Regions from separate parts of the Homo sapiens genome. Here region 2 is linked to region 1. Evidence: read pairs that join two places in POLR2A ChIA-PET (ENCODE). Cell type or tissue: HepG2. All regions are shown on one strand.

What was found. Peaks named below come from ENCODE experiments on the same cell type or tissue, not always from the same donor. Only the 100,000 strongest peaks of a DNase experiment are listed, where the experiment ranks them.
Region 2: POLR2A ChIA-PET joins it to region 1 with 5 read pairs; 2 of 35 experiments call an interaction of 5 or more read pairs at or near these places.

Annotation. Positions count from the first base shown.
Region 1 is chr17:13,651,445-13,653,944 of GRCh38, forward strand. No RefSeq gene overlaps it. Among named protein-coding and RNA genes, the nearest start is that of HS3ST3A1, 51 kb to the left of the region's middle. In HepG2, no CTCF peak of the experiment used is centred here; no DNase peak of the experiment used is centred here.
Region 2 is chr17:13,599,486-13,601,985 of GRCh38, forward strand. It overlaps HS3ST3A1 (heparan sulfate-glucosamine 3-sulfotransferase 3A1), which reads right to left and starts at 2,444. Exons shown (of 2, transcript NM_006042.3): 1 at 1,046-2,444. The coding sequence starts at 1,644. RefSeq lists an enhancer at 1,398-2,018. In HepG2, no CTCF peak of the experiment used is centred here; no DNase peak of the experiment used is centred here; H3K4me3 peaks cover 573 bases; H3K27me3 peaks cover 1,658 bases.

The sequences.
Region 1 (2,500 bases):
TATGTCTACCAAATGACATCCACAGAATGGATCATAGCAATTTTGTTAGCCAAAAACTGGAAATAATCCACCGGATAAATAACGTATAGTTTACTCAAATAATGGTAAATTGAACAGCACTAAAAAAGAAGCAACTAATGGCAGCAAAATGAATGCATCTCACATTCAAACTATTGAGTGTAAAAAAGCGAACAGACACAAAAGAGTTCATACTGTATCATTCTATATAAATAATGTTCAAGTATAAGCAAAATAATATAGGGTGATAAAAGTCAGAATAGTGGCTACCTTTGAGAGGGTTTGACTGGGAGGACCACCAGCCAGCTCTCTGGTGTGCTGTAATTGCACTATAATGAACTGGATGATGTAGCCAGGGGTGTCCAATCTTTTGGCTTCCCTGGGCCACATTGGAAGAAGAATTAGGCCACACACAAAATACACTAACACTATGGGAGGCCTATGTGAGCAGATCACGAGGTCAGGAGTTCAAGAACAACCTGGCCAGCATGGTGAAACCCTGTCTCTACCGAAAAAAAAAAAAAAAATACAAAAATTAGCTGGGCATGATGGCGCTTGCCTGTAGTCCCAGCTACTCGGGGGGCTGAGGCAGGAGAATTGCTTGAACTCAGGAGGTGGAAGTTGCAGTGAGCCAAGATTGTGCCACTGCACTCCAGCCTGGGTGACAAAGGGAGACTCCGTCTCAAAAAAAATACAAAAACAACAATGACAACAAAAAAACACACACTAACACTAACAATAACTGATGAGCTTAAAAACAAAAAGGTACATGCATAAATCTTATAATGTTTTAAGAAAGTTTATGAATTTGTGTTAGGCCTCATTCAAAGCCATCCTGGGCTGCATGCAGCCCAGGGACCACAGTTTGGATATGCTTGGCATAGTTGCTAAAAATGTATTGAGTGATACAGTTAACATTTGTGCGCTTTATCTAGCCAGGCTCTCTAGCTTTTGTTTTTGAAACACGTATGCAGTGGTTTGTAACACACATTGGGATTTTTCAAGGACAATTTTTAAAAATTACTGTTTGTTGGACAGGCGCGGTGGCTCATGCCTGTAATCCCAGCACTTTGGGAGGCCAAGGCAGATGGATCTCGAGGTCAGGAAATCGAGGCTATCCTGGCTAACACGGTGAAACCCCGTCTCTACTAAAAATACAAAAAAATTAGCCAGGCGTGGTGGCGGGCGCCTGTAGTCCCAGCTACTCGGGAGGCTGCGGCAGGAGAATGGTGTGAACCTGGGAGGCGGAGCTTGCAGTGAGCCGAGATCGCACCACCGCACTCCAGCCTGGGAGACAGAAAAAGACTCCGTCTCAAAAAAAAAAAAAAAAAAAAAAATTAGTTTGTTGGAACTTGTTCCAGATCAAGTAAATCAGAGAAAGACTGGGGAAGCTCACGTTTGTGATGCGGGAGAATTACTGTTGAAATAGAATAGAATATAAAAAGGATAATACAGTTATGCGTCTCTTAATGATGGGGATGCGTTCTGAGAAATGCGTTGTTAGGTCATTGTGTGTACCTTATAGAGTGCATTTACACAAACCCAGATGGCACAGTCTACAGCACACCTAGGTTATATAGAAAGGCCTATTTTTGCTCCTAGACTACAAATCTGTACAGCATGTTACTGCAGTGAATACTGGAGGCAATTGTAACACAATGGTAAGTATTTGTGTGTCTAAACGTAGAAAAGGTAGCATGAAAATACAGTATTGTAATCTCACCGGCCCCCCATCCCGGAAGTAGTCATTGTTGACTGAAACATCCTTAAGTAGCACGTGACTGTATATAAAATAGAATACACACACATACACGCACACATACTTTCTCTCTCTCTCTCCCCCACCCCCGTCCCCCCCTCTCTCTCTCTCTTCTCAGGTAGTTCTAATTCGCAGCCAGCATTGAAAACCAATGCCTCAGGGGAATTTCGGGTAGTTATGAGTGAGATAAATAATTCATGCACACTGGACAATTACCTTGGTTAACAACAGTAGAAAATGTGGGCCTTCCATCTACACCCTGCAATAACCTAAAAAAGGGTTCCCCTGGGTAGGAGGAGAAGAGCAGTAGTGGACAGCTCAGGTGAGACTTCAGAGAGGAAGCAGGTGGGGGCTGCTCCAGGAGTGCTTTGTGATCTGTGAGAAGTGACCCAGGCTTTGGACATTTACATTCTTGTGTATTTCCCTCCCACACCAAATCAGAGATGCTCCATGTGACCAATAGGGTAGGGCTGCCGGGACGGTGGGACTTCCAAGATTAATCATAAAGGGCATTGCAGCTTCCACCCGGGCTCTCTTGAAATGGCTGTCTCTGTGGCAAACTAGTGGCTGTGCCTTGAAGATGCTCAATAGTCCTGTGGACGAACTCAGATGCAGAGGAGCCAAGGCTTCCTCATCCATAGCACCCCATCCACGTTCTCCTCTGTACTGTGCTCTGTCAGCTTTCCATGGGCCTCACTGTGCCCCTTGGCACACCTGGAGGTA
Region 2 (2,500 bases), 52 kb before region 1:
GTTTCAGTTAAAATAACAAAGAGAATGCATCTTTTATGAACAAGATAAACTTTATAAAATGGAAAATTCTAGCAACATAATTTTTACTGGTACTTTGAAGAAAGAAAAAAAAAGCCAATATATTATGGCAAACAAAATCCAGGCGACACTAGCTTTATTAGAATCTGGCTGATTTTATTATTAAAGGTGGTCTGAATTTGAAGAGACTGGCAAATTTAAGATTAAGATCTAAGCCAGACTTATTTCCTAAACTGTATTGGCAAAGTTGTGCCAATGTATTTTTCTCTCTGTTGTCTTCTTCTTTTAATTGGCTACCTTATTTGTAAAGAGGATTGAAGATCTTTAGAAAAGTTTCTGTCAGTCAAAAGACAAAAGTTACTTTTCCCTGCAAATATCAAAAGCACTTTACAAAACTCATTCCTTGCCCTCAAACAAAAGTTATTGCCAAGCGTCCTTTAAAATACAGTGCCTGGTTGCTTTCCCTTGCTCAGACAGACATATATTTTCCAAACTACCCAGATTCTCTGGTTCTTGACACTTTTACTAAGTCTCTATATTACTTCCCACCTAGGACAACTATCTGGCAAAAGGTCAAGGTAAATAAATACCTGATGGTAAAGACTGTGTTAACCACAAAGAACTTTCCAAAAGATAAAGAATGAAAACGGGCTTCCTTGGGAAGGAGAAGGCAATCTATTAATTGTTGAACAGGTTTCTAATTTAGAAGAGACTTTTTTTTTTTCCTTTAGTTAAATACATGAATACTTTCGCAGAGCAGGAGAAAGAGACCAGACTGGCTATTTGCTGGCAAGGGATTCCCAAGGATGAAAATTATGAAGGCCAGAATTTCCCTCCCACTCTCTCCTTCAACATCCACTTCCCAGGAAGGAGAAGGCGGAGAGGGAAGAAAGACCCTTGACGACCCTTCGCCTTCTGCATGAAGTGGGGAGGAGGGCGAACTGGGGGTCACCGAGGGCTCCTCCACGTCTTTCCCAGCCCAGGACCCCCGGATCCTTCAGCCCCAGCCCGGGCCCGCCCCGCTCACCGGTACCAGGCGAGGCCCTTGTCGTAGCTGCGGTCGAAGAAGTGGGGCTCGGCGCCCACGGCGCGCACGTCGGGGTGCACGCGCAGGAACTCCAGCAGCGCCCGCGTGCCGCCCTTCTTCACTCCGATGATGATGGCCTGCGGCAGCTGCTTGCTGCCTTCGTCCAGGAGCAGCGCCAGGGTCCCCGGCGGGGCCTCGGCCACGGTGCTTCCGGCCCCGGAGCCGCCCGGACCCCCTGACAGGCCAGGGGACTCTTCTTCCCAGGCCGCCTCCTCGCCGTCGTCGCGGGGCGCGGGCGGCCGGCGCCTCCGCCACTGCGGCAGTTGCAGGAGGCGCTTTCTCTGTGCCGCCGCCGGCCACACCGCCAGCTCCCTCGGGCCTCCGGCCAGGACGCCGCCACCAGGGGCCCCCGCCTCCTCGCCGCCGCCGGACAGCCCCACGACGGGGCCGGACAGGGTCTGGCAGCGCTCGGCCAGGCAGTAGAAGACGTAAAGGGACGTGAGCAGGGAGCAGAGCATCAGCAAGAACTTCCGGAAGATGCTGCGGGACAGCGGCTCGGCCGAGGTGGAGAGGGCACTGGCCGGGCCCGGAGGGGCCATCCTAGCCGGAGGCGACGTCGGGCAACGCGCCGGCCATGCTAGGCCTGGACCCCGACAGGTGCCAGAGCATCCCCCCGGCGGGCCAGCGCGCTGGACGGAGGCCACATCGCCGTGCGCCCCTGTGGCCGTGCGAACTGTCCCGGGAGGCAGCGGCCGGGGCTCCGCGGGGAAACGGAATCCCGGGGGCCCCGCGCAGGATCCCTGCCTCCAGTCGAGGGAGCGGGAAGGGGAACGCGGGTCCGTGCTTAAGAAACCATCGTCTTAGACTCGCCCAAGTCCTGAGCTTGGGGCAGCCTTGGCCCCTCGGTTCCCCGCAAGAGTCGCCGGAATCGGGGTCTTGGCAGCGGTGTCGAAGGCGTGCGTCTCAGCCCCGGCCCCGAGAGACTTCTCGGCGCGGATCTCCGCTCAGCGATCCTGCATCACTGGCTCGGTCCCCGTGAGGGCACGCGCGGCTGCCGGGCCTCTGCGCTCCGTGCGCTCCAGACAGTGGCGAGCGACAGTGACTTCCAGCCCCGGCTTTCTCTGGTCCCCTTGCCCGCCTGGGCGCGTTCTCTCCGCCCGAGTTCAGGTTCTCTCAGCCAAGGAGCGAGGTCCCCCCGAGTCCCTCTGCCCGAGCGGGAGACAGGAGGCCCGTGCAGAGCCGTCCACCCCTCTCCGTAGCGCCGGGTTGCTCCAAACTGCTCTTGGACCCCACCTGTGAGCCGCGTGGCTGGGCTGGGCTGGGCTGCGCGGGACCTGTCAGCGGCCCCCGCCACTCTGCTCGCAGGCGCTCACCGGCTGCCTCCTGGGCCGCCGCTGGCCGCCGCCACACGTGGGACGCCGAGGGCAGCAAACTTGCTGGTGACGTCAAAGGCCC